2 separate regions of the Homo sapiens genome follow, and region 1 is linked to region 2. The links are chromatin loops, found by intact Hi-C in ENCODE. Cell type or tissue: K562. All regions are shown on one strand. Links, peaks and the distances in the headings refer to the core of each region. The heading gives the core; the rest is flanking DNA. Region 1 has its middle 190 kb from the start of PARD3B. Region 2 has its middle 140 kb from the start of PARD3B.

What was found. Hi-C counts contacts between places; a loop is a spot of excess contacts. Peaks named below come from ENCODE experiments on the same cell type or tissue, not always from the same donor. Only the 100,000 strongest peaks of a DNase experiment are listed, where the experiment ranks them.
Region 1: a loop joins it to region 2, with 2.1 times the contacts of the local background. A loop is called at or near these places in 1 of 110 quality-filtered maps.

The regions. Positions count from the first base shown.
Region 1 is chr2:204,343,469-204,358,915 of GRCh38, reverse strand. No RefSeq gene overlaps it. Among named protein-coding and RNA genes, the nearest start is that of PARD3B, 190 kb to the left of the region's middle. RefSeq lists an enhancer at 12,092-12,635. In K562, for the core only: no CTCF peak of the experiment used is centred there; DNase peaks (open chromatin) are centred at 4,395 and 5,465.
Region 2 is chr2:204,401,370-204,416,816 of GRCh38, reverse strand. No RefSeq gene overlaps it. Among named protein-coding and RNA genes, the nearest start is that of PARD3B, 140 kb to the left of the region's middle. In K562, for the core only: no CTCF peak of the experiment used is centred there; a DNase peak (open chromatin) is centred at 8,906.

The sequences.
Region 1 (15,447 bases), core at 3,459-8,458, 55 kb after region 2:
CTAATTTATTCAGAATCTCCAGGGAAGAGCCTCAGAAGTGTTTTTTTTTTTTTTTTTTTTTTTTTTTTGGAGATGGAGTCCCGCTCTTGTTGAAGTGCAATGGCACAATCTCAGCTCACTGCAACTTCTGCCTCCAGGGTTCAAGCAATCCTCTGCCTCAGCCTCCCGAGTAGCTGGGATTATAGGTGCCTGCCACCATGCCTAGCTAATTTTTGTATTTTTAGTAGAGACAGGGTTTCACCATCTTGGCCAGGCTGGTCTTGAACTCCTGATCTTGTGATCCACCCGCCTCGGCCTCCCAAAGTGCTGGGAGAAGTGGTATTTTTTTAAAGCAAATTCCCCAGGTGACTGTTGGAAGTGGTGAAGCCCTGGACACAGAGGACAGAAACCCTGTTGGTAGGAGACTATGCATCCTTCCTGGGAAAGCCTCCACGTCCATGTGTTCATATCAGGATACACACAGGAGACAGGAGCTGGAAGATACCCCCTTTCTGCATCACCTCCCCTGTGTCCATTTCCAGGGTGTGTGTGAGTGTATATATATATAAAATGTATATTATATATTATATATATTTTATATTATAGATAATGTATATTATATATTATGTATATTTTATATTATAGACAATGTATATTATATTATATATTTTTATATTATAGATAATGTATATTATATATTATATATTTATATATATTTATATTATATATATATATATTATATAGATATATATATATTTTTTTTTTTTTTCGAGACAGAGCCTCGCTCTGTCGCCCAGGCTGGAGTGCAGTGGTGCGATCTTGGTTCACTGCAAGATCGCAGCTCACTGCAAGCTCCACCTCCCGGGTTCACACCATTCTCCTGCCTCAGCCTCCCAAGTAGCTGGGACTACAGGCGCCTGCCACCACATCCGGCGAATTTTTTTTGTATTTTTAGTAGACAGGGTTTCACCGTGTTAGCCAGGATAGTCTCAATCTCCTGACCTCGTGATCCACCCGCCTCAGCCTCCCAAAGTGCTGGGATTACAGGCGTGAGTCACCGCGCCCAGCCTCCAGGGTACATTTTTTTGGTCTCAAAACAAGCACCAAGGAGAAGGGGTGAATAGGAGTTTTGTTTGTTTTCTTTTTTGTAATTTAGCTATGAGGGGGGTCTTTAACTCTCCATAGATCAGCTAGCAATGTTTTTGGCAACCAAAGAGAGCTTAGGAAGAAAATGGGGTGGTTTGATCTGGGGGTGCTAACAGGGCCTCAGCTCACAAGCCGGTTAGAGAGGCTTTATCTCTCTGTGTTGTGTTCACGTCTGGGAGGAAGAAAGGGAGGGTTCCAGATTGTTAACCAGCGGCAGCTGGCAGCTTTATTGTTTTTTAATTAAATAACCCTCAGCCACAGGAGCACACACCAATCCCCCACCTCCTCCTCCTCACGAAACCTCATTAAGCAAAAGGACTACAATTAAGCCCGGAATCCACGGTTGACACTCTCACCATCCGTCTGTTGCTTCTGCACAGGCTGTGGGCAAGACAAGCGGCTCTCTCCTCGTTTCATGGGCAGGGGGTGATAACAGGGAGAGGCCATCTTTATTTGTCACTTAATGGGCAACCTGGCCCTTCCTTCAGGGCAACCAGATGCATCTTTTGTCCTTAACCCACTTCCACGTGGATGGCTGCCCATCAAATAAAGCAAGACATCTGCCCGGAAGGGCCAATTTACCTCAAACAGGTGAGGCCTTTGATTCGGAGAGCAAGGGAATTTTACTGATGTTCGTTTGCCATGCATTTGGGCCCAATATGTCGGAAGTATTTTCACATGATTGAAGGTAGATAGCCGTCAGCACGTTTAACTGATTCTGCCTCCTTGTTTCTTTCTAGGGACACGTGGCTGCAGGTGAGGCTGGTTTCTGCTTTGCCCCTTGTTCTGTTCTGCCTTCCTTACTTGGGCTGCCTCATCCTGGACTTTACCCCTTGCCTGTGTTCTTTCCTTCATCTTCTTGGTCTGCCATTCTCCTATTTCTGAACTCTCTTGCTTTCATTTTTTTTCCTCTTTGGACCTCCCCTGTGGTCATCTTGCTCCCAATCTCTATTTCAATAACTGCAGAGCCTATAAGTATAGGAGTGGTGGCTCCCCTCATTGATATTAGGAAACCAGTTTCTTAAGATAGGAAGAGACTCCTTTAAAAATTCTCCTTTACAGGGCGAGGCATGGGGGAGGTAATGAACACAGAAAGGCAGAGCTGTTTTCTATTATATAAAGCCAAATTCCTCTCCCCACTCTCAGCTTGGGCAAAGCTCTGGTAATACTGTTTCCAGCAAAGCCCCCAAACCTGGTGAAAATGAATTTATCATTTACATCATTTCTCTTTGTAGCTCTGACAATTCATATTACCCCAGAACCTGACATCTCCACTTTCCTCCAATTGATAAATAATCTCTTTTTGATTTCTGTAACTGAGAAACATCATAAGCCCACATACAAAGGAAGATTCATTGGTCTTTTATTTCACATGTGAGCTCCTTGAAAAATTGCGTCTGCGTTGCCATTTGGGCATTAATTCCTGACACACCACTTATCATATTTTGATTGTTTCCAAGAGAACATCATATTTTAACTGTTTGGGAATGATTTAACTGATCAAATACACGGCATCTGGTTGTTATGGTAACTAAAGTTCTAAAAATAATATAAAGAAAAGACCACCTTTAATTGAAATCACAAGAAGTCGTTATGGTAACTGGAATTTTTTCAAGTAACTAGGTTAAACTACATTTCATTTTATCTAGCACTGCACAAACAAATTCTGATTAAAATATCAGGTTTAATTTAATCAGTTAATTAATGTCACTAAATGTCATTTATCTTATAACTCTCATTTACATTCACTGCTGAATTATCCAACTTGCTAATTTATAACCATTCTGCCTTAAATTTAACATTCTAGAACCTGGGGCAAAGTGTGTAGTGACAGTGTGAAGCTAGGCTTGGATGTCGACCTAAGTTCTGACTGTGCCTTTTGTCAGCCTTCTGAGCCTCTATTTACTTATCTGTAAAGTGGGAATGATATTACCAGCTCTGCTTTTGCCACATAGTTGTATGGATCAAATAAAATTATGTACCTAAACATGTTTTGGTATCCTAAAACCTACTGTAAAGTAACACATTATTATTATACCATTGTAGAGACAGAAAAATCCCACCTCTGTTATCTTAGGTTCCCAGCTGGGTTTAAGAAGTAAATTGACATAACATAGATTAATAGGAGAAAAGCATAATACAAATTATACGTGCATAGGAGTCCTCAGAAGGAAATGAAGAGCCGAAGAAGTAGTTAGAGTCAGTTACTTATATAGTGAATTGGGAAAAGAAGCAGCTAAACTATGTAGGAAAGCTTAAAAGAAGCGTTATTCTAACAAGGTCTGTACAGTATTCTCTTGGTTTTGATTTCTCCTCCTGTGGAGAATGTTGTATCTTTCTAGTATGGGGAGGGCATTTTTCACACAAGAATTTCATCTTACACATGAAGGTCAAAGTGACCTTTTTATACCTGCATTTTTCAAGTGCCTTTAACTTAAATAGTCAATATGCCAGAATAACACAATTTAACCCCTTCGCCACATTCTTTTGTCCACACATTTCTTGTTTGTTGAATTTTAAAAAGAAGCCATACGAAAATAAGCTACAAATGTTTACGCTTACAACACTGACCACAGAATTGTGAATCTAGTGACTAAATTCATCAAGAAATTAAAATCTAAGAAATGAAATTATTCTTATCTCATATATTAAAATTCTTCAAGAAAAATTGGAGGTGTCTTGAAGATAAGAATGGTAGTCAACTCTTCTTTGATAATCTCCCTTTAGTATCTTGCACATGGAAAGTGCTTGAATGTGTCTTTAATGAATTTACATTAACATACAATGTTTTAGTAGTGTGTTGCACATGCATGAGGAACTGTGCTGAGATAATAAACTCTTACAACATTCAAAATATTCCTGTCTTGAAAAGGGATGCAGACATGTAAATAAATAACTCTCAATCAAACTTCACATTTTTCATGATAGAAGAAGAAGGCATTGGCCCTACAGGAAGGTGGTGGTGTGAGTGGATTTAAGAAGAGCTGATGAGAAGGTAAACTCTGAAGAGTGTGCACTAGGATTGGGAGGGTTTGGGGATAACAAGTATATAGCACACCCTTGCCATAAGTAACTCCATCTTAGAAAAAGACTCCATCTTACATTTCACAGGGCACTTTGCCAACAGGGATAAGATGTTTTGCCCGATTTATAAAGACTGCATCCAACCAGATAAGGATATAAGCAAGCACACCCTTCCACTACCAGTTCTCACCAGAGGACTCTGTGGCCATAAACAGAGCAGGGCTTCAGGAGTTCGATATGGCTGTCTTAGCTGACACCATCTTCCTATTACTCATGGTGAACCCAGTATCTCCTGCTGAAGGCTCTGCCCACATCAAAGACTCTTCCTTGCAAGACTGAAGGACCTCTTGGCTCAGACCAGGAGATGTTTTTGTTTTTGTCACTCCTCCTGGACTAGTTTGTTAACCCCTTTTTCCTATCCCCTTTCTCTTGATGTTAAATGTTACTTTGTTTGTTGTGGAATGTTTAATCTATAGCATTTATATATTGATTAAGTATACTATTATGTATACTGAATTATGAAGTGACTTGAGCCTGTGTGTCCAAGGCTCTGACCGCTGAGTGAACAGAAAGTACTAAGGAGAACTGCCTCCTTGGGAACCATGTAGTCCATGGCTTTTGTGATTAAATAGCATCAGTGGAAGTCTGCCATTGTAGAAAGACACAGACACAAACACGTGTGGACCTCATTATCTCTGACCTTGCACCACTCACAAGATTGAAATTCCATGAAATTCCATTCCGTGGGAGCAGCGTGCATAGAGGCTCACAGAAAGCTATATTTGGTGATATCCATGAGAGACAGCCCTGGGCCACTTCTGCCAACTAGCACTAGAAAAGCTGGAGTTTAGCATTATGGACCTAAAAAAAAAGGCATTGGTTCCAAGAGGAAAACTGCAAAATTGAATTTAACAAATATTTAAACATCTACAAAATGTAACATTGGGCCAACTTCATTAATTGTCATGTTTACTACTCCTAAATATTTCATTGCACTTAAAACAATTTGAAGATTAAATTTTTCTCACTTTGCAAGAATTTCCAACTATGCGAAGTAATTGCCAAGAAATCATAGCCAATCTCAAATTAAATTAGTTATCTGTAGCCAAATTATTTCAAAAGCAAAATTACATTTTTTCTATCCAAAAAATAGATGCACATTAATACATTTGCTTTGGTGTAGGGTGGAACCTCCAGAAGTAACATTTCCAAGAGCCTATATAGTTTTTAATAGTACAGGAAAGTGTGTGTGTGTGTGTGTGTGTGTGTGTGTGTGTGTGTGTGTGTTAAAAAGTAAGCCTGGGACTTAAGAGGAAATGACATAGCAAAACAATGATAAAGACTTGGGTATGTACATCAGAACAATGACAGTGCAAGTTGAATGAGAAGAAACAAAACTGTATTATAGAAAGATTGGTGAACTGAGAGGAAGACCTGAGTTCTATTCCTGGCTCCATTTTCAAATAAGCGGCTGAATAAATTGCTTGATTCCCTGAAGTTGAGTTTCACGTACTTCAATGCAGTAGGCAGCTATAATCAGCGCCAGCATTTCTCAAATGATCTTGCAATTTCCTCACTCTCTGAAAGCTGGAAGCAAAGCTGAGATTAGCTGGTAGCTTTCTCTGGTTTGCTTTCCCCCAGCCTTTCCAATAGTTTTATAACTACCCAATCTCTTGCCTTAAGCCCCTTTCTACTTGAAATGCCTGGCTCTGATTTCTGTTTTTCTGACCTAGCCCTCATTGATACACTATTATTGCTTTTATAGTTCTCATTATTCCAAGAAGTATTCCCCATTAGTCTTAGGAACAGGATTTTGTCTTATACACCATATATCCCTTAAACCAAGTACGGTGACTTGTGAAGAGATGGCAATACACCTTTGTGCTACTTCCTCCTTCATTGTCTAGGGCAGGATTCAATTGAAAATCAATCTGGCTGAGCCAGAAAGGCGTTTTCATTCTCAGTACAGGGTTCCAATCAGCTACTATCAGTCACTAGGAGATGACATTAAATATGAAATCCATTTGTCATTCCTGACCCAGCAGAAAAAAAAAGTTTGTTGAAAGAATAAATTAATGCATGAATGTAAAACAACCATTAATTTAGCTCTTTGCTCTTTTAAACACAGAACACTCATCTCTTAGCTTACTGCTGATAGCTATGGTTGCTGTTTAGAAGTAAGAAAAAGTAAAAAACAAAGGCATAGAGAATTATGCAGAAAGTTACTTTCTTGTTTTTCTTCAAATACAGGAAAGTAGAGCAGAATTAATGAGATGAGAAATATGAAAGTAGAGTGGTATTTATAATAATGATGTGATTTTATAATATCTTACAAAAGGTATCTCCAGTCCAACCTACATTTACATCCCTCCGTTAGTTCATGTCCCAAATATATAAGTGCACTACACAATGAAGAAAAGACTTTCCCTTTCCTTTTCTTAAAAACTAGAAATAGGATGTCAATACGTGATACTTTAGTTGATGGCTTATAAATGAGGCCTATTAATGTAATGGCTTTTAAAATTTTTGTTTTTAATCATAGAATCTTTAAATCAGAAAAGTTCTCAAGGGGTCTGAGGCTCTAGCCCTCTGCCTTAACCTAAACGTTCTCAGACTAATGATCATCATTTCTTCCCCTCAGTGACTTGCTTCAAAGTAGTTAATTTCACTTTTATCTTTTAAAACCCCCCAACTTTGGTCACTGTTTTTCAGTAATTAACAAGTACGTTTTTAATTGGCTTAGTCATGTTCCCTCTCTCAACTGGATTTTTCTTTTCACTGGTTTTTAAAGGATAGCTACCCAGTCTTGAGTTGAACTTTCCTCGTCAAGCCATCATTTCACCTACACTGTTTTTATAGTTAGGCCTCAAATATCTGGGCAAAGATAGTTTATTTTTATGCCATTTAAAAAATTACTTCTGTTAAAAAAAAAGAGTTCGAATCTTTGATGCTGTATATTCCAGGTAACAGTAACATCACAGGCTTATGTATTAATATTACCTACTTGTACATTAATACTCGTAGAATGATTATGTTGTTAAAAGTCACTATTATGTGATTTTCATTTTTGGCCATTATTGTAATTACTGGTATTAGAATTTCCCTCCCAAAGAAAATAACTAGAAAGCAAGACACTTTTCCAGCTGTTTTTAGACAATAGGCAATACAGTACTATGATCCACAGTAGAAGGCCAAAAACAAGTGGAGCCCTAGACTCACACTGACTTTTTTTTTTTTTTTTTAGATGGAGTCACTCTGTCGCCCAGGCTGGAGTGCAGTGGCATGATCTCAGCTCACTAAAACCTCCACCTCCCGGGTGCTAGCAATTCTCCTGCCTCAGCCTCCCCAGTAGCTGGGATTACAGGGGCACAACACCATGCCCAGCTAATTTTTTAATGTTTAGTAGAAACGGGGTTTCACCACAGTGGCCAGGCTGGTCTCGAACTCCTGGCCTCAGATGATCAGCGTGCCACGGCCTCCTAAAGTGCTGGGATTATAGGGGTGAGCCACTGCACCTCACACTGGCTTTCTATCTGAGGGCATTTTCTGGCATTAAAAAGGTATTTCTAGTCCAACCTACATGTATATTCCTCCATTAGTACATGTCCCAAACATATAAATGTACTACACAATGGGTAGGGCATTTATATTTTTTAAATGGCAGAAAAATTTAAATGTTAAATGCTATAATAAAAATTAACTATCTTTGCCTAGATATTTGAGGCCTAACTCTAAATATGTTTGTTGAAAAAATTAATTAATGCATGAATGTAAAACAATCATCAATTTAACTCTTTGTTCTTTTAAACACAGAACACACATCCCTTAGCTTTCTGCTTTCCTTTCTGAGGGAGGGGAAACCCAAAAGGAATACAGTGGTCTTACTAAGTTTAAAACATGGAGATTGGAATTTGGGCAGGATGAGGTAGCTGGGATTTGTCTTGTAAGAAAAGGTACTGGAGAAGAGAAAGATATGAAGACAAACAACTCCAATAATGAATTCCAACTCCACTATTGTCTTATTCTCTAAGCCTCTTTGTTCTATGTTTTCAGTGATTGTTCTAAGACCTACAATATGTATCCTTGATTTATTCTTGATATAGGGCAAAGCAGTATATACAAAGTATAATATATCATGACCAAAAAGGGCCATTCTCAGGAAGCAAGGTTGGTTTAACATTTGAAAATCTATTAATGCAATTCTCCATTAACATAATAAGGGGGGAACACATAAGAATCTCTCAACAGAAGCAGAAAAAAAACCAATTTTGACAAAATTTAGTACGTCTTCTTGATAAACTCTCTCAGCGAATTGGGAATAGAAGATAACTTTTTCAATATGGAAAAGGGCATCTATTTAAAAAAAGGAGCAAATATCACGCCTAGTGATAAAAAAGTTTTTCCCTTATATGAAGAGGAAGGCAGGATTGTCTATCACCACTTATATTTAAGATTGTACCGCAAGAGCTAGCCAATACAATACAATAAGAGGAGAAAACTAAATAAAAGCCATACAGAATTGAAAAGCAGTCTGATATATACAGATTTGAAAAAGACTTTTTGATTTGCAGACCATGTATGTAGAAAATTCTAAAGTAGATTAAAAAAAGAAACTAGAATGAATAAGTCAAATTTATCAAGGTAATAGTATACAGTATTAAAAATCAAACATTTTTATATACTATCAATAAACAACTGAAAAAATAATTTAAAATGTACCATTAAACATATCAAAGGACATGAAATACTTAGACATAAATTTAACAAGTTATATGCAAAATCTGTACACTGAAAACCAAACACTGCTAAGAGAAATTAAAGAAGACATAAACAGATGAGGAAGTATATCAAAGATCAAATAAGAATTTTCCTCTAAATTGATCTTTACATCTAATGCAACCCCTATAAAAACCCCAGCAGGGTTTTATGTAGAATTGACAAGCTAATTCTAAAATTTATATTGCAAAACAAAGATCTAGAATACCCAAGACAATTTTGCAAAAGAAGAGCACATTTGGATGACTTATACTCTCTGATTTCAAGGCTTATTATAAAGCTAAAGTAATCAAGACATGGTAATATTTTTGTAAGAATTAACATATAAATAATTAAAACAGAATGAAGAGTACAGATGTAGACCCACACATGATTTCCAACAAATATCCCAAGTAATTCAATGAAAAAAGTAGTCATTTTAACCAATAATTTAATATTGGAAACAGGATGTCGATAAAGGAAACAAATTTTGACCCCTTCCTTGCTTGTACTTTGACCCTTTAGAGTTAATCTGAATGATCACATTTTTAAGAATAAAAGCAAAAAATTATACCATTAGAAAAAATATAGGCAAAAAAATTGTGACCTTAGAATCAGCAAAGATTCCTTAGACACAAAAAGCACTAACTATAAAAGAAAAATATTAATAAATTGGTCTTAATATTAACATTTTTTCTCTTTATAAGAAATCACTCTCAAAACAGAAGGGTAAGCCACAGACTGGTTGCTGATATTCATAATACATATATCTAACAAAGGATTTGTAACCACAATATATAAAGAACACATACAATTCAATCATTAGAAGACAATGCAGTAAAAACTGGGCAAAAGATTTGAACCTATATTCTATAAAAGAAGACATGTGAATGGAAAATAAGCACATAAAAAATATCTATTTCATTAATCATCAGGGAAATGTGAATTAAAAGTATAATGTGATGCTCATTAAAGCAACTAAAATGGAAAAGACTGACATACTAAGTGTTAACAACAAGAATGTTGATATGATTTGGCTGTATCCCCACCCAAAACTCATCTTAAATTGTAGCTGCCATAATCCCCATGTGTCATGGGAGGGACCTGGTGGGAGGTAATTGAATCGCGGGGGCAGGTTTTTCCCATGCTGACCATGATTGTGAGGTCTCCCCAGCCATGTGGAACTGTGAGTCAATTAAACTTCTTTCCTTTATAAATTACCCAGTCTCAGGCATGTCTTTATTAGCAGCATGAGAACAAACTAATACAGATGTGGAGCAACTGAACTCATAAAATCCTGGTGAGAATGTAGAATGATGTGCAGTCACTTTGGAAAACATCTTGGCAGTTTCTATACATTTACCACACAACCCAGAAATTCTACTTCTAAGATTTGACCTGAGAAGAATTGTTTTAAATATCCATACAAAGACTTGTAAACATGTGTTCATAGCAGCTTTAAAAAAATAATTTTCAAAAAAATTATGAGTGTGAGACACAAATCTTGGCAAGTGATGGAAATGCTTTGTCTTGATTGTACTGGGTTACTAAATGTGCATATTTATTTGTTAAAATGCATCAAACAGTACACCTAACATGTGTTGCATGTATGTACATTTTGTTGTATGTTAAATTAGAGCTCACTAAAGTTGAAATACCTAAAAAATAAAATATCCTTATCCTGTTACTCTCTCAAACTCACTCCTTTTCTGTTTTGATTTGTGTATGAAGTCAATTATTTTATATATAGCTAATATATCTGTGCTATGAAAAATCTTATATACATTATACATAGATATACATTAATAGAGACATATCTCTCTGGGAGAACTTTAAATCATTATTTACATTACTGCTATATTGTATTTTTCTGAAAGGAAAATTCTGTATTGATCTTACCATATACCATTGAATACCCTTTACCAAAATTAATAAGGTTAATTTAGGACACGTCTGACCAGTCAGTGAAAAAAGTCTTTTCCTTTCCTTAAAGTCATGTGTCCTCGGCAGCCATTTTTAAACTCACATGACACCACCCTCCTAACCATCACTAATCAGTCTGACTTAGGATTGTTTCAATTCATTATGGTCAACAGGACAGGATCGCAGAATAGAACCACGACCACTAAGGAGTCCTACCCCTATAAGTTGGGGAAGTTCCCTTAAAGGAGATATGTGACTTCTTTGACTTTTGATATATGACTTTTCTAGAATTGTACATGTATCTGGGAAGAAACACCCACAATTTCTGCTGTTTTACCCTTTGAAACACCCACAATTTCTGCTGTTTTACCCTTTGATTGCTCAGAGCACACATAATTTTGTCAACACACACAATCCTAAAGAGACTCCTCTAGGCAGTCATAAAAACTTTCCAACAAGAAGTAACCCAAGGTCACACCAAGAGCAATATGTAGGTACAGGATGTCAATGGACCACTCCCTTCACAGACCATGATCTCCCTCAGATTCGCATTTCTTCTGTACTTTTGTTGTGATTCCTTCTTTACTCTTTTCTTCAACCAGTGAATGAATCAAATAATTATACCAACATACTTGATATACAGTAGTATGAAGAAAAGGAAGAAAAAAGATACAAAGAACAATGATAGTTCCTAATCCAAAGGGAAAAGAGAAAAGGGAAAATGATGGATGAAATTATTAAGCCTTTGAACACTCCAGCAGCAAGGGCAGAGAAACAGAAGCTATAGTTCTTAATGCTATTGGTGCAACTTATGACCTTCCTTCTTCATTATCTACTCCATCATCGTCTTACCTTTACTCAAAACCTTATCTTGCCTAGTTTCTTTGCTTGGTATAGTTCTGAGCCCTGAGAGAGCCTATTTGTAGGTTATACCAGTTTTCCATTAACTTTTATCCTTGGCCGTAATGATGTAAGACACCCCCAAAATTCCTTGAATTCTATCCACATTGTACAATAGAAATACTTTCTTTCTTGAGAGTCAGCACCAACAATTTTAACTAACAGTGTATATCCCACAGTCAAAGTAGGTTTTTAATTACGAAAGTACTATTGTGTTCACTGTAGAAAAAAATCCAGTGTAGAAATGTGTAAAAAGAAATCCTTACAAATGTCAATAAAAAGCAAATAGAATGCAGCAAAATTTATTTTCTTATTCCTTCCCTTTCTTCCTCCCAGAATTAGCCACTATTAACTGCTTAATGTGATTTCTTGAAGATTCTTTTTAATACATATACATGTATGTATTTTGTGCCCCTTGATGTATGATGCCATGTCAAAGGCTCAGGGCTGGTTGCTATTGCTGCCTTTGGTATATATTTACAAGTACTAAAATGGCCAAAGAGTAAACAGTAGGAAGTAAATATGCACAAGCAAGGCACTTGGTTAATTTGGTTAATCAACGCTATCATAAGTAGCCTGACCTTGGCCACTCAGCATGCTGTAAGCTCCCAGCAGGGAAGAAGGAGTGAGCTAGCAATAGGGGAAATTAACTGATCATCATGTCCCATTGAGTCTGATTGATGTTGTTGTCTACATCTGAGGGGTCTGATTGGAGGGAATGGGGTGAGGAGGAGTTGCAGGTGCTTTAGGACAGCAGCAGTTTTTGGTTTTAGTTTATGTAGATTCAGCAAGGAGGATACAAGGAATGTCAAAAACATTAAACAGATGTGGAGGAAGGGTTTCAGTCTATTTGGCCCAGATTCAGAGTCTGGCACTTGGCACAGGCTCTCAGTTGGTTCATTCTTATTGGTGGCTAGGTGACCCTGAAGACAGCAGGTACAAAATAACATCAGTGTAATGGAATCTATACATTTTTCACTACAGAGATTTAGATTTTAGTTCTCATTAAAGATTATAAAATAAATTTTTTATTTTACAAAAGGTTTCTGAATACATCTAAATTCACAGAGAAGTTTTGAATATGAGAGTTCCCATATACCTCTCACCCACTCACCCCTACTGGCATCTTACCTTAGTATGGTATATTTGTGATGATTAATATTGATATGTTATTAACTCAAGCCCATACTTTATTTATTCAGATTTCTTCAGTTTTTACCTAGTGTTCTTTTATGGTTCTAGGACCCCAAGCAGGATACTACATTAAAGTTTGTCATCGTGTCTCCCTAGGCTCCTGGTGGCTATGACAGTTTCTCAGACTTCCCTTGTTTTTGTTGACCTTGACAATTTAAAGGAGCACTGATCAGCTATTTTGTAAATGTCCCTCACATAGAATTATCTCATGTTTTCCTCATGATCACATTGGGGTTTGGGTTTTAGGGAGGAAGACCACAGAGATAAGGTGCCATTCTCATCGCATCATATCAAGGACACATTCTATCAGCATAACTTATCACTGCTGATGTTAGCCTTAATGACCTTGCTAAGACTGTGTTTGTCAGGTTCTTCCACTGCAAAATTCCTCTCTTCTCCACCCCATCCATAATGTACACTTTGTGGGAAAGTCACTATGCACCACCCACCCTTATGAAATGGGATTTATTCTCACCTGCTTGAAGGCAGAATATGTACAGAAATTATTTGGAATGCTGTTTTGGGAGATTTGTCTCTTTTCTTGTTGATTATAAACAATGCTACTTTATTTATTTTGTTCCTCTGAAATTGTTCTGGCTGTGGCCACTGAAAGTTCTTTCAATCAGCCCTTCAGTTTCTCTGACATACCACTGTTATTGTGGCGGTTTTTGTTTTTTGTTTTGTTTTGTTTTGTTTGTTTGTTTTACTTCTCTAGTTTCTGGCACTACAAGATACTCCAGACCCATCTTGTATATTTCCTTCCTCAGGCTTACAATAGTCATTTCTCCTAGGAGTCCTGGTTCCTTTTATTGAAGAATGGAGTTATAAACTAAATCTGGGTTAGGTATGCTTGTCGCTACTGGGATGTCTTTCTTTCTAGTCCCTCTCAACTAACAGAGCAAGGAAATAGATGTGTACATACTAACTCATACATATACAAGTATCTATAAATATTTGTCTCTTTGTCTCTCATGTCAGCATGAGTTCATACTGACGTCTCCAACTCTAATCGATTTCCACATGGCTCATTCTAGCCTTCTCCCCTTGCTCATCTGGAAACCACCACGCCTGCAGTGAGAAATCCAGCTCCCACTATCTGCCAGCCATTTACTGTTATTATTCAATACTAATATACATGTATGTTGTTATGTTGTTCCACACTTCTATGTGGAACAACTTTATCAATTAGAGTATAGTGGTTTTGTGCACTTTCATTTGCCTTACAGACCCCACTCATTTCCAGAGTTACTTGGGTCAATATCTTTCTCCCTATCCTCTTCCATGGGGTTGTTTGACACATTGGTAATGCTGTTACATGCTTTTGAGATGCAGTTAGATTCTTTTGTCATTCCATCCTAGGATGCCCCATCTGCCTAATGATTTGTGTTGTTGTTAAATGCATATACATTAAGGTTCACTCTTTGTTATAAAGTTCTATGGGTATTGAACAAATGTATCATGCCATGGAACCACCCTTACAGTATTGTTACCTACTGGCAGTGAATCTGTATGGGTCTGCAGCAAACTCAATTCTTGCCTCCTCAGAAAAAAGAATTCAAGGGGACATAAGGCAGAGAGAGAGACAAGGGCACATTTTAGAGCAGGAGTGAAAGTTTATTAAAAAGCTTTAGAACAGGAATGAAAGGAAGTAAAGTACACTTGGAAGAGGGCCAAGCAGGTGACTTGCGAGATCAAATGCCCTGTTTAAACTTTGACTTGGGGTTTGATACGTTGGCATGCCTCTGGGGTCTTGCATCTCTTACTTCCCTGATTCTTCCCTTGGGGTGGGCTGTCCACATGCACAGTGGTCTGCTAGTGCTTGGGAGGGGAGCCTGTGCAGTGTGTTTACTGGACTTGTACACATGCTCACTTGAGGCATTCTTCCCTTACTAGCTGAATCTTCCTAGAAGGTCATATACCAGTTAAACTCTGCCATTCTGCCTCTTAATGTGCACACTTGAGCCCACTCACCCAGCTCCTGAGATCTTATTAAGAAGCTGCCGATCACCAGTTTCAGGTTTCCTCTACTGGGAGACTGCCTTGCCCTGGCGCCAGCTATGACCAATTATTATTTTAGAGAGACAGTTAATAACCACCTGACCATCACCTGACAGTCACCTGACACTCCTGGTTGGGGGTGGGGAGGAGGAGCCCTCTCCTGCACTGCTGTTGCCTGACTAGCTACCTACTGTAACAGTATCATTCAGAATAGTTTTGCCATCCTAAAAAATCTCCTGGGCTTTACCTATCCAGCCCTTCCCCACTGGCTCCCTGCAACACTGGCAACCACTGATCTGCTTACCATATCTATAGTTTTACCTTTTCCAACATGTCATGTAAATTGAATCGTATAATACATAGCCTTTTTCAGGTTGGCTTCTTTCATTTAGAACTTGCATTTAAAATTCATCCATATTTTGCGTGACTTGCTAGCTCATTCCTTTTCATTACTCAATAATATTTAGTTGTATGGGTGTTCCACAGTTTGTTTATCAACGGACCTATTGAAGGACATCTTGGTTATTC
Region 2 (15,447 bases), core at 6,528-11,527:
TTCTAGTGTGTAAAAAATCATTTTTTAAAATAAATGCATCTTCATTCTGGAGTCTTCAAGACAAAAATTTTAGCCATCAGGAACTAACTGATTACTTTGTGCCTGAAAACCAATTCGATTCTTGTTTCCTTTGTGTCATTGTAACTCTGGACATGCATAGAAGCTGGGTTTACAGATCAGTAGATGTGATATGAGAAATACATTGGGTCAAGCCTCTATCATGGAATCAGGGAAAATCAGTTTGCACTCCAATAAAAACAGAACAACTTGTTTTCAAATCTCCCAGCTTCCAATAAGCCCTGGTGCTTCCATTTGTTTGGTGAAGCAGCCCAGCCTCACACTCTCCTGCTGTTGTGAGAGTCTTTGTCTCTGCCTCTGCAGCGCAAAGACCAAAGGAGATCTCAGAAAAAGCGACGGGTAGCTGCGTCTCTTGCAGTGGGGAGATATACGTGATTTCACAGTAAGAAAAGACATCTGATCTTTCTAGTCCCCTTTGTTTCCTCTCTCCAAGTTTTACAGCCCTTTTTATCTATAAATAATAAAGTTGTACATACATTTTCAAAATGTGCTGCATAATACAACTTCATACATTTAGGAAGTTGACAGCTGCCCTCTGAGGTATAGCCTGACAGTCTAAAATCCAGAAATCAATCATTTAGATGTAGTGATGCCATGCTACCGCTGCCGGTATGTATTGCGGCACCCAGGAACCACTTATTTGAGATATGCCATCGTAACTCTGATAGATTAAAGCACCACATCCAGGAAACAATTGTGTGTTGAGGGGAGGGGGGATGCTATCATAGATCTGCCATGTTACAGCCCAGAATCCAGCAGCCAACCAGGCAAGTCTGTGCTGAATCGGAGCTTCCAGAAACCTGCGAAGCAGCAGGATGACAGTTCTGTTCTTCAACAGCCCATTATGAACTAATTAGCATACATGAATTGCAGATTTGAGGCATTAAAGTGATGTACAAATCATTAATTTTTTGTCAAATCTATGTCATCCTTGTGTATGCCTTCCTATTTTAATGTTGCATGACAGTGAAGAGAGGTACAATCCTCTGTATATAAAGAGGAGAGATTTGGTGTAGCTGATACAATGAGATCTATTTAAACACTATGTATTTTTCAGCTTTGAATATATCTGCTTGGGAAAAAAAATGCTACACTTGTCCCATTAGGGTTAATTGTGAAAGGATGTTAATATATTCAAAACCCCAGGGGTAGTTCTACATATTGTCTGAATGAAACAGGGGATGTAAGACCAACTTCACATTTGAGCTTTCTTTTATAAAAGTCCTCCTTCTGAGTAATAAAAGGAGCCATAAAATCGTTCTCACTGACTATGGAAGGTGTAACTATCTAGAATAAGAGCTCAGCTTTTAGGTGTGTGAAAGCTCCTATTCAGCAAGCAGATCTATTCTTGTTAACCCAATGCCAAATTTAATTTATAAAGATGTATAACATAATGCAGTGGAAAAGGGAAAACAACATCAAAGCCAACTTTCATACTGCAAAAGGCTTCTAAGTATTAATTTGCAGTTTTCTGTATTGTCTCTATGTATTTAATTACTAAAGCTATTTGTGCTTAAACAAATGCTTGGTATTTCATTTGAATTTCTTATTTCATATTACAGTGGAAATTTGTTAGTACTGTAATAGTTTCCGTGGTAACAGAGTCTAATGTTATACATAAATATGTATGTGGTATGTATACATGTGTGTATTATAAATATATGCTATAGGTGATTATGACTGTATTCCAAGAGCACATCTCCAAAGAATTAGCTCTCAAGGAAAATCCTAATTTAGAATGCTGGTATATTTTGTGAATCTAAAGTGATGGTCACAAACTGGGTTCTCTTTTTCATATGGGAAGAATGTAAGTTCTGAGAAGCAGGGAGATACTTGCTTTCCCTCTTCTCGTAAGTTCTCTTCTGTCTGGGAGCAAAGCCATCCATGCCTAGGGTCCATACTCTATGGACTTCTTCTCTTCTCCCTACCTGTTTCTCCACCAACCTTTTTCACAATAACTTTCCAGGAAGCTGTAACCCAAAACCCATGCTTACTTAATTGTCATTGGCCAGTCTTGTGTCATATAGCCATCAGGAAGGGAAAGGAAATATATGGAGTGAGTCATTTTAACTCAGCCTAATGTTGCCCATAGTAAAATGAGGGTCCTCTTAGTAAAGAAGAATTGGAGTATGGTTATTAAGTGGGCAATGAGCAGCTGTCATCTGTGATAGATATTTCCATGTGACCTAATCAAAATACACACTGATGTACGGAAAAGGGCCCTTTGCATCAAGAGAAATCACTAAACACATATTCTGGCACACAGTTAGACATCAGCTGGACATTACTCATTTCTTGCTATTTCTTGAATCTTCAGTTTCCATTCTGAGCCTCCTCTGCTTACTTTCTCTTATTTGGAGTACTGATTGGCTACCTGATTGGTATTTGACCTTTTGCCTGTTCACTTGATACCTCTACAACACTAGTGAAATGGTAGCTCTGTGCACAGTTTGATGTGTTTTGCAGAAGCTGTGCAGCAGAGTGGTTGTATTAGTCTGTTTTCATGATGCTGATAAAGACATACCTGAGACTGGGCAATTTACAAAAGAAAGAGGTTTAATGGACTCAGTTCCATATGGCTGGGGAGGTCTCACAATCATGGCCGAAGGCAAGGAGGAGCAAGTCACATCTTACATGGATGACAGCAGGCAAAAAGAGAGAGCTTGTGCAGGGAAACTCCCCCTTATAATACTGCCAGATCTTGTGAGACTTATTTGCTATCATGAGAACAGCATGGGAAAACCTGCCCCCATGATTCGATTACCTCCCACCAGGTCCCTCCCACAACATAGAGGAATTCAAGATGAGATTTGGATGGGGACACAGCCAAACCATATCATTTCATCCCTGGACCCTCCCAAATCTCATGTCCTCACATTTCAAAACCAATCATGCCTTCCCAAGAGCCCCCTCAAAGTCTTAACTCATTTCAGCATTAACTCAAAAGTCCACAGTCCCAGGTCTCGTCTGAGACAAGGCAGGACCCTTACACCTATGAGCCTGTGAAATCAAAAGCCAGTTAATTACTTCCTAGATACAATGGGGGTACAGGCATTTGGTAAGTACAGCCATTCCAAATGGGAGAGATTGGCCAAAACAAAGCGGCTGCAGGCCCCATGCAAGTCTGAAATCCAGCAGGGCAGTCAAATCTTAAAGCTCCAAAATGATGTCCTTTGACTCCATGTCTCACATCCAGGTCATGCTGATGCAAGAGGTGGGTTCCCATTGTCTTGGGCAGTTCTGCCCCTGTGGCTTTGCAGGGTACAGCCTCCCTCCCAGCTGCTTTCATGGGCTGACATTGACTGTTTGTGGCTTTTCCAGGCACATGGGGCAAGCTGTCAGTGGATCTACCATTCTGGAGTCTGGAAGATGGTGGCCTACTTCTCACAGCTCCACTAGGCAGTACCCCAGTAGTAACTCTGTGTGGGGGCTCCAACCCCACATTTTCCATCCTCACTGCCCTAGCAGAGGTTCTCCATGAGAGCCCTGCTCCTGCAGCAAACGTCTGCCTGGACATCCAGGTGTTTCTATACATTCTCTGAAATCTAGGCAGAGGTTCCCAAACCTCAATTCTTAACTTCTGTGTACCCACAGGCTCAACACCATGTGGAAGCTGCCAAGGCTTGGGGCTTGTACCCTCTGAAGCCATGGCCTGAGCTGCACCTTGATCCATTTTAGTCACAACTGGAGCAGCTGGGACGCAGGGAACCAAGTCCCTAGATTGCACATAGCATGGGGACCCTGGGCCCGGCCCACAAAACCATTTTTTCCTCCTAGGCCTCCAGGCCTGTGATGGGAGGAGCTGCCATGAAGACCTTTGACATGCCCTGGAGACATTTTCCTCATTGTCTTGTGGATTAACATTCAGCTCCTCATTACTTATGCAAATGTCTGTAGCTGGCTTGAATTTCTCCTCAGAAAATGGGATTTTCTTTTCTATTGCATTGTCAGGCTGCAAATTTTCCAAACTTTTATGCTCTGCTTTCCTTATAAAACTGAATGCCTTTAACAGCACCCAAATCAAATTTTGAATGCTTTGCTGCTTTTGAAATTTCTTCTACCAGATACCCTAAATCGTCTCTCTCAAGTTCAAAGTTCCACAAATCTCTAGGGTGGGGCAAAATGCTGCCAGTCTCTTTGCTAAAACATAACAAGAGTCAACTTTGCTCCAGTCCCCAACAAGTTCCTCATCTCCATCTGAGGCCACCTCAGCCTGGACCTTATTGTTCATATCACTATCAGCTTTTTTATTAAAGCCATTCAATGAGTCTCTAGGAGGTTCCAAAATTTCCCACATTTTCCTGTCTTCTTCTAAGCCCCCCAAACTGTTCCAATCTCTGCCTGTTACCCAGTTCCAAAGTCACTTCACGTTTTCAGGTATCTTTTCAGCAATGCCCCACTCTACTGGTACAAATTTACTGTATTAGTCCATTTTCACGCTGCTCAAAAAGGCATACCCAAGACTGGGCAATTTCCAAAAGAAAGAGGTTTAATAGGCTTACAGTTCCACATGGCTGCAGAGGCCTCACAATCATGGCAGAAGGCAAGGCAAGAAGGAGCAAGTTACATCTTACACGAATGGCAGCAGGCAGAAAGAGAGAGCTTGTGCAGGGAAACTCCCCCTTATATACCATTAGATCTCATGAGACTTATTCACTATCATGAGAACAGCATGGGAAAGACCTGCCCATGATTCAGTTACCTGCCACCAGGTCCCTTCCACAACACCTGGGAATTCAAGATGAGATTTGGGTGGGGACACAGCCAAACCAAATCAGTGGTCAAGAGCTAAGGAGTCGCACAGAACTAGGTTCAAACTTGAGCTTCACCTCTTATAACCTGTGTGATTCTAAGCAAGTTCCTTAACTTTTCTAAACTTTGATTTCCTCATCTTATAAATGAGGACAATGAAAACACCTTCCTCAGAGGGTTTCTATGAGGAAGAAACAAGTCACTGTACATAAAGCACCCAGAGAAATACCTGACCTATGGCAAGCGTTTGAGCAACGTTAACTGTTATTATAATAATTTCTGTCAGTCAAGTTATCTGCCATTTTCTTGGACAAGCTATTAAAAGTCTTTGTTCCTCAGTAGATCATATGGAAAATTATTACTTTGCAAGGTTATAGATTGTAGATATGGAAAGTACCCAGTAAAGTGGCTGATGAATAGTAGGAATGGTAAACCCTACTAGTTATCTGGCAATATCAATTCTCTTTCTCCCTGTCAGAATTTCATTTTGTTCAGAACAGTGATATGCTCTGCTAAAATAACTTCACCTCCATTTGCAGCTAGGGGATGACAAAGTTCTGGCCAATGTAACGTAAGTGGAATTTTCAGGAGAGAGATTTCTTTCCTTAATAAACTGGCAAAAGCTTACCTTGTGAAATCCCTTTTACCTCTCTCCTTCTTCTTTGTACACCTGGAGATGCTGCTGCCATTTTCAAAGCATGAGGACAAGAGCCATGAACAAATGATGACAGAGCAGGAATGTAGACCTTGGGTCTCTGACAGCATCATTGATCTTCACATTTCCCAACTCTAGATTTATAATATGAAGAAAACAAACCTAACTGCCTTAAGGCAACATTCCCGAGTTTTATTTTATGTGCAGCCAAACAGAATGGGTTTTTAATATAGGTTTTTTTGTCAGGTGGAAATTGCATTAATAGTAATCATCATCAGCATCATCATCATCATCACCTGTATCTATGACACGACCCACCCCCTCCAGGATATCCATATCTGTATTCTGTTCTTACAGCACTTACCAAAGGGTTTGATCATGGCTTTGTGAAAGAAACTTAGCAGGAAATATTGATGAGAATTCCTCTAGGGTCTTCATTTTTCTGGAGAGAACAGGAAAAATCCTAACAGTCTCTGTGACTTGGGGGCAAGGAACAGGCAATAGTCAGACCAAGTCATAGGGTCCTGAAGTGACTGCTAATCCAGGAGAGCCCTGTGCCTACACTGAATCCCACTGAATCCCTCTGGATCTGTAGTCTGGAGATCTGTGAGTCTTTTACCCTCTAATTGACCATAGGCACCTAGGTAACATTAAGAACATCTGGGACGAGCTAAAGCAAGATCAAATGCTGAGTGGAGGGTAATGTTGCAGATTATTTTGTCAATAACAGTAACTACCGATAATTAGACATGGATGATGAATAACTGTCTCCCCCACAACCTCTTCACTAGTTTATATTGAAAGCAAATCTCTGACCAAATTTGGCCACATATAAAAATGTACATTAAACATTTATTAGGAAGCGGTCACAAAACAGCTCATGTAACCTATTCTATAATTTGATGAAATTGCAACTGTTGGCCTTTTAGGTATTCTAACTGCACTGGTGCATGCAATGCTCACTTGAAGCAGATATGATCATATTCTAGAAGCTGGTTTCAATTAGTCTTATAGTAGATATCAGGCAACTCAAGAACTGAAGACCGAGTCAATGGTCGGACTCAGGACCGTACAGAAATCAGTCTCCAGAAAATATCCCTAAAGGTATAGGACACAGAGTTTTCTACATTTTTATTCTGTTTATGCAACTAGGGAGAGTCTAGAATTTGAACATCACTATTTTCACCAGTGAAACCCCATTTCTAGCAGCCATAATGCTAATTGACAAGCTATTAATTTCACCAATGAAAACCCATTTTAACATGCATCCTGCTAATTAAGAATAACTTGGGTGGTGTTGGGAGTTTAAGATAGCTGAATCACCTCTGGAAGGTGGGCTTCTAACTGGAAGTCTAGGTGATGACACCTAGGGTATGAATTTTTGGTTTGGGCAAATGACTGCCCCTCAGGAATGGCTTAAACTGACTGACATTTGCATAATTTTATACTGCCTATACATTAAGGGGAGGTTTAAATTACAGACATTCTGTTAAGTAGTCCATGCAATTAGTAAAAGGTAAAATCAGAAGTAGCCCTTGTATTCTCTGACTCCCAAATTTCAAAGTCTTACCACTATAGCATCCCAGCTCGGTGTTAATCCGACAAACTGTCCACACTCATTGCCTTAAGAAGTAGCCTTTTCTAAGTCAGACTATTACTATCATAGAAAATGTTCCCACTTAGAGTGAAAACAGCAAATTTAGTTGCTGATATTTTTCTTGGAGCAGTCTGCACATAGAATAAGGCAGGGTTAAAAAACAGAGCATCAAATAGTAAATGTTTGGATTTATAAGAGGTGGTCAAATGTAAAATAACAAAGCTGGTTCCTAGAAAACTAGAAGAAAACAAAGTAAGTGTTGACTAAGAAGTTCAAAGCAAATCTTGTCTTGTTATCATCCCTCCTTTATTTTGACCCTGCAATGTCCGTACTTTGCAGGCCCATGCTGATTTCATTACTATTTATGTTCATCTCTTTGATAATTTCTCTTTTATTAGTAAGCATCCACTCCATGACTTCTAATTTATTTTTACATGGCAAATTATGAGAAAGCAATGAAAGAATTCCTAAATGTGATAAATGGTTTCTAGCGGCATTGCTTATGCTTTCTAAAAAGCTAAGAGATTCCAGTGTGGGGGTTCCCATGGGGGATTCTGATATGTTCTTCTGAAGAAATAAGGAAGGTCTGTATCTACCATCCCCAGGCCTCTACTTAGCAAACCATGTTCCTCCCCGGGCCAGGCTCACCACTCCACCCACACGGAGGGGACGACTTCTAATTCCTGCACTTGCTTTATGACTTTGTGTAAATGTGTTCAGTGCCATTTGGCTGTTCTTCTGAAGAAAACTCAGTCTCAATTGTGCTCCCTGGCTTAATTGTTGTCAAGGTGAAGGCTGGATATTGCCAACAGAGCCTATCAAGAAGATCTTGTTTTACTGGAGAGTATGATTCAGGAAGAATGCACACACTGATTGAAGCCAAAACTATGATGAAGTTGTTGGATATTTTTGAGAGGGTGTTGAAGGATGGGTAGAATTAATTTCCACCTGAAGAAACTGGTACTTCTCTCCCCACCCCTAAACAATTGTATATTGATATATTTTCTCCATCTGTAAAACAAAGATAATTTTTCAGTCTCATTCATCAAAATGGCAAAGGCTCCTATAAAAAGCTTAGTAAGACACTAAATGTTAAGTCAGTGCTTAATGATAATCTACCGGAGTCTTTATGGCTTGATCTTCTGAGAATTAAAAACCACTTGGCCTTCCCCGAAACTCTCCACTGGGAATAGCAATGGCTCCTAGATTCTGTGTAATTAAACTTCCTGGAAAGGAGGGGGCTGGGAAGCTGTAGACCACTAAATCAATAGATTAAAAAACAACAGGTAAATGGGTTAAATGGTTAAGTGGTGATCCATCTGAGTATTGGCCCTTTCTCTAATAAACCTAATATCAAAGAATGAATGCCATGATACGGAGTTCAAAAAGCACCCTAAACTTAAAACACCTATTGAAAAACCAAGCTGGTTTAACTGACATAATTATTGTGGATTCACTGAAGTCTGAACAGCAAAGTATTTAAAGCACTGTCAGGAAATATTAAATCCCCCTTCTGAGACTAGGATTGAAAAAAGGTAGGACAAGGCTCATTTTTTACATTAAAGCAAGATTGGGCCTGATTAGTATTTGAAATATTTCTTTCCCAATTTTGGACAGCATTAGATTTTGGCTAGTGAAATATAAATGAACATCAATTGTATATGACAAATGCTGATCCAAGCCACTTAAAATTCCCTGAATGTCCTTTTCTCTCTTAGACTGACTGCTAGAGTCTCATCATCAAAGTCTGCAGAGCCGACCAAAGGTAGCTCTGTGGTGGAGGCCCCGCCTAAGCTATGAAGGGTTAGAAAGATAGCTGTTTGTTTTGTAAGGACATGAATCACTATCAGGGCTATCACAACATTGCAAGCTAGGTCACAGGACTCCAAGTCACTCTGCATTTTGCTCAGAGGTGAGGGAGCTTAGAGACTTGTTGCTGCCTTTCTGTTTCACTGGAAATGAAATCCACTTGTGTCACCATTCCCTCCTGTTTCAGGTTGAGACCAAAGAGATTAAGAGAAATATACTAGTGTTAAACATTAAAGCCACAATAATAAAGATGGCCAGAGTACCTAGTAAACATTTTTGTTCACAATTTGGAAAATGAATGAAGACCGAAAAAAAGGAAAGATCCTTCAGTTTGTCCTGGAGAGAAATGTAATTATGGTTTAGTCCTTAGCCATCATAATGGGTTCTTTGAAGCGGCTTCCTGGGCCAAAATAAACAGTTCATTATATACAAATTCAAGAGATAAGGTTGATTTGGCTCTTTGGAATCAAGATCCTTATCTTTCCATTAGTTTAGTCTAGAAATATGGTAACCAGATTCACCCAAGACACCGACTCTCTCCTCCGACTCCTAGATTTGATTTCAAGGTCTTGTCTATGAGATCTATTAGAACAAAGAGCCCACTAATTAAGCAGCTAACCCCAAGACTATGCTGTTAGCCTGGGGGGACTTGTTTTATTCCATTAATTTGAGAGCAGCTACTTTATATCCAGTGGTAATTGGTGCAGGACTATCTCTGTCTACTTACACGGGAGGAAATACCACAATTTACTCTAATTTGAATTAAATATTTTACAGTTTAGACTGGCTAGCCCCACATTTTTCTTTGTTAGTGATGCTGAAGAAGCCTCCTTTATAGTGTTCTGGAAGACTGCTCCATCTTTATCTATTACCCATGCAAATGTTTTGTATTTAGCTAAGGCTGTAGCTGATAGAACCAAAATACTTAGCAGATTTTGGATTGATTCTGCTCTCCACAGCCCAGTCGGCTCTTTGCTGTATGAATTGAGCATGAAAGGTCACAGTGAATCAATGCCGGCCTGGCTTTGCAAAAATGTGACTAGAAGGTAGTCAGTCATGGTAGCTCCCTTTTGTGAGAAGGTTATTAAAGTTCACTGGAAAACAATTTCCCCAATCTCACATTTATAATTGAAATTGCTGTTGTGAAGTTTCAATGAGATAAAAATATGTGAAAGTGCTTTGTAAACTCTGTAAAGTAAAAAGTCTAAAAGAAGAGCTGCATAACCATTCACTGTGGTTCATGCTGAAAAATGAGATTCTGGGGGAAACTTCACTGTCTAACTTGTATCCTTCTCTAATGTTTAAAATTTTAAAGCTACAAATATGTCTTTCTCATAAAATCAGGAAAATAGATAAGAATCTTTCCCTTTTTTCCTGTTTTCCACAGGAAGGGATGTAACAGTAGGCTACCTTTTATCTTTAAAACTTACTGTGTCCTGGATTTCAGATGACTAAAACAGGGGTAATTATCAGCAGATTTTCAAGGAGAAAAAACTCAAATATCACATATGTAGCAGAGAGGAGGAAAACTAAAGCTAGACTTTTCCAGAATCATATCGTATTCCATAGATATAATTTTAAAGTTGCTTTTGAGAAAATTTGAAATGATACCTTATTGTGCATTTAGCTCCCTGTATAAAAACAACACAATTGTGAGTATTCTGAGGAACCTGTTTGAGAATGGAACATTAGGTGTTTTCAGGACACCAAGAGGATTGTTCTGTGTTTCAACGTAAAGAAGATGAGAACAAATATAGAAATGGAAACCCCAGGCCCACTGGGGCAGCCTAAGGAGGCCCCATTATGAAGGGCACAAGCACCCACACCTCCTGTACCTTATTCAAGATGTCCTCACTCTGCTGTTCTCTTATTCTTTAGTGTTCTCATTCGGGGCTCCTCAACCACCAGTTCTAGGTCTGCCATTTTCTAGCAGTTTTAGGTTGGATCCATGCTTTAAGCTTATTGGGCCTCCTCTGTTAAAGTTCTGTGAGAGTTAAATGAGATTGATAACAAAAGCAATCCAAAGAGTGTATATCCACCTACAAGTGTAAGGTGAAGTATTATGTATTTACTTTCTATACCAACTTGTCAACATTTAGGCAACTGAAGTCCCATTGCCTCAGGACTTTGTTTCTAGTAGTTGATCTGATAAACTAAATACTGCTTATATGTTTGGGGTGCTAATGAGCTAACTTAATGTCCATTTCAGGTAATACATTTACAATAGGAAGGAACTAAAAGGAGCTTTTCCTAGTTGGGTTAGGGAAGGGGAAGAGAAGCTGGAAAGCGTGTCTACACTTAGTGCCTTATGTGCACTCTAATGGGAACTCCATATTCATTGCTTTTTAAATCCATATGAAGTATGTACAGGTGTAAGATTTCATAACAAGCACTGGAGATATATAAATGGATCAATTCATTAGGGAAACTTTAAGATTGTAATGTGATCAAAGCAGGAACAAGAACCATAATTTGGAACTTGGGTCCAAGTGACAGGAGAAAAGCTGCCACTTGCAGTTTAACTGCATTATTTTGTGCTTTCTTTATCTAATAATAGGTCATCAGGATTATAAGAATGCAACCCAAGGCTAATGATAGTTCTGGAGGGGACTGGAGAAGAAAAAGACTTTCTCTTTCAGTTAAAAATTTCAAACAACAACAAAAAGACACAATAGTATAGTGAAACTCCACGTAGCAGATTCAATCCAGATTCAATATTTATCAAGATTTTCCTTCACTTCTTTCTTCTATTCCTCCCTTTTTGTTCTGAAGCATGTTAAAGCAAATAGTTAATAAAGTTAGGTTAAATGTTTAATTTTCCCCAAATTGTGAATTGTGAGAGTGTAGTATTATATACAAGTTACCTCCAACCTGACCAAGGAGGTGTGTGTGTGTGTGTGTGTGTATGTTTCATTTTGATTTTGTTTTTATTGCTTTGACTACCCTCTCTTTGTTTGAGAACCATAACAGACTCTTGGGTTTTTTAGATATTCAATTTTGTGGCCGATGTTGTCAATTCCCTGCCCAAGTCATCCCAACACTCACCATTCCCAAATAGAAAGAAGGAAAGCACCTGCAACTCCCCACCTGAGAGTTTTATGTCCTCCAATGCACAAGGCAGACGGAAGTGCCAGAGAATTAACATATTTTGAGCATTCCCTCCATCAGCAATGTAAGAGGACAAGTCTGAGGTGTGTTCCACACCATTTCCCAGGAGTCCTGGCAGGATTGAGCCCCTGTTGTCCTGCACGGTAACCTGCTTATTAATACACCTTATATTCGCTTCCTACATTTTCCTGTCTCGCTTTATTCTTGTCTCCTGCAGTCATTCCCCAGTAAACCACATGCACTCAAATCCTTGTCTTGGGGTCTGCTTCTTGGGGAACCTAGTCTAAGAAAGTTGATCCAAGAGTGGTTATAGTAAGCTGATTGGTGACGTGGAACAGCTCCTACAACTGGTAAATGGGGCAATGATTACCTCTGGCAGGGCATACCATTACAATTTCTTAGATTACACCTATAGTGGATTGAGATGGGGAACATGAAGAAGGGAATGTACTGGCTTATGCAATAGATCTAATGGATGAAAGATATAAGGCAAGAGAAATTATGAGGATTGGGGAATTAGCTGTTGCTAACAGCCACAGGAGGAAAGAAAATAACAGACTGAGATCAGTAGTCTATTAATTCACGACATGATATGAAAGCTAGAATGCTTTAATAATAGTGTTTATAGAGGCCACCATCTCCTGCATCCAGAAGGCTGTGCAAAAAATCTGAGTGCCATGTTTATACAGACCACTATCTCTTGCACCCAGTGGCTGAACTAAAAAAAGGCTAAGTCCACAGCTCCTACACTACAGTGTCTCCTACACTAAAGTCAAGACCGACCCTAAGACCTATAATGAGAACCTCTGGGCGGATGTGCTTGACCACTGCCAAGGCCCAGAGATTCCTTTGGGCCGTCTGGTCCAGGTGGGGTGGTCTCCTTCTGCTGGCTAGTGGGAAGCAACCTTCCATTTTTCAGAGGCCATACAGAATACTTACTTGAGATGGATTCCCTTCAAGATGGTGTTTTTTCTCTTTAAAATCTCTACTCCTTCCTGACTCCTTTCATTGCATTTAGATCTGTTTCGTCAAATCCAATAGCCACTAGCCACATACAACTATAAGCCAATTAAGGTAAAATACAATCAAATTTTTTGGTCTTATTCACAGTAGCCACATTTAAAGCAAGTCAATAGCCACACGTGGCTAGTGGCTACCATGTTGGATGGTGCACAGGTGATAGAACATTTCCATCATTGCAGAAAGTTCTATTGGACAGTGCTGATCTAGACCAGAAATTGGCAAACTTATTTGAAAGAATCAGATAGTAAATACTGTAGTGTTTGTAGGCTATATGGTTCCTGTCACTACTACTAAACTCTGCCATCATAGCATGAAAGCAGCCCTAAACCATATATAAATAAACTAGCGTGGCTGTGTTCCTTAATGTTACAACAGTTTTAAGTGTCAGGCCAAAGGGCCTTAGTTTGCCCATCTCTGGTCTACACTAAAAACTAGGGTCAACTCTTAGTATGGTGCAAGTAGGAAGTATTGTTCACACTACAGAGAGAAAAGGAATTATTCACTGAAGGGCTTATGTGTACCAATGTGTTTCAGGACAACACGCCCGGGAATGCATCTTGCAGCTGCTCAGAGGAGATGATTACAAGGTTAGATGGGAAAGAGTGTATTGATATGAGTGCAGGCAAGATTTAACATCCCAGAAAGGACTTCTGGAGCCAAGCTTAACAAATGACTTCTTAACTCTCAAGCCTACCATTTTCTGGAGTCTTATAGTAAATGAAATGGAGATTCCAGAACTCTTGGCAGAGTACTAGGGAAAGGATGAAAAGGATCAGAGATGTGCCAAACAAAAACAAAAGTAACAACAACAACAACAAACCCCAGATATCTATGTTCCCCAGGAAGGCCCAGAGGATATCCCTTCCCTAAAGCAATGAGGAATGGAAGGAGTTAATAGTTATAGTCATTTGTGGGCCAGGGGTGGCATGGGAGGTTGTTACAGACCTGGCTTACTTAGTATCAATGGAGATGATAAACTTCTGGCATAAGAGAGGCCAGGTGGTAACACTTAACCATCAGAAGCAAAGTGAACATAATTTCCATAACAGGCAGTGCAGCTGGAATGGCAATAAGGAGCCCTTGATCCATGGGAATCTGTGAAGATGTTCAATAGACCATGGTATTTTTAGGGTCAAGGAAGTTGGGCAGCTGATGATCAATTGTGGGTGAGCAGAAAGCTGCCATATTGGAAAATCATGATCTCTCACACCGTTCTCAGGCCCAGAGTTAATAGAAGGGGAGGCTATTTCCCTTTGAGGAAATATGCTATGATGCTACAGTAGCTATTTTCCCAATCCATTCCCAATGGATTTATGTTCATTTACCAGATAATTGTACACTCGGGGAAAGGAGATTTTTCAAGGGCTGAGGGTATTGAATTGTAGGTGATACTGATAAATGAAGAGAATCAAATTGCCCATGGGCTATGGAAGCCATGTGATAAACAGAGTCTTATCCCAGGTCTATCTCACAGTGAATACAATGAATCTGTTGTCCTGCCCTATGATGATGTTTTTCCAGCCCCCAGATGCATCATCAGGATGAATTTACCTAGAACTTGGTAGAACCCTCATATTTATGACTTGATTTTGTGAAGTAGGTGTGGTATGATAAGGGAAGTTAGTGGAAATATTGTAGGCAGAATAATGGCCCCTTATATATGTCCATGTCCTAATCTCTGGAACCTATGAATATATTCGTTTACATTGCAAGGGGTAATTAAAGTTGCAGATGAAACTAAAGTTGCTAATCAGCTGACTTTCAGTTGAAGAGATTATTCTGCATTATCTAGGTGGCCCCAAACAATCCTGAGTCCTTATAAATGGAAGAAGGAGGCAGAAAAAGAAGTCAGTCAGATTTAAACATGCTACGCTCCTAGCTTTGAAGGTGGAGGAAGGGTTCATGAGAGTTCTTCCCTGCCTGCCAAGGAATGCAGGCAGTCTCTAGAAGCTGGAAAAGTCTAGGAAACAGATTCTCTAGACCTCAAGAATAAATACAGCTCTGCTGAAAACTTGATTTTATTTCATTGAGACCCATTCTGGACTTCCAATATCCAGAACTGTAAGATAACAAATTATGCTGTTTTAAGCACTGCATTTGTGGTAATTTGCTACAGCAGTAATAGAAAACTAATATAGGAAGCTCTTAAATTTGTACCAATAACCTCCATCCCTGTGAGAAATTAGAACTTAAGCAATAACATGTCCCAGATGAATAGCAGAGATGAGCACCACCCTCAAGGACTTAAAAGATGTTGAGGTGGCACATCATATTCTATTTTAACTCATTGAAATGAGCTAAAATAGAACCCCCTGAAAATCAAATGGTTCATGGCAGAGCATGGTGAACTACCATAAACTTAAACAAGTGGGACCCGCAGTTTCAGCTGCTATGCCAAGTGTGGTATCTTTACTAAAATAGATCA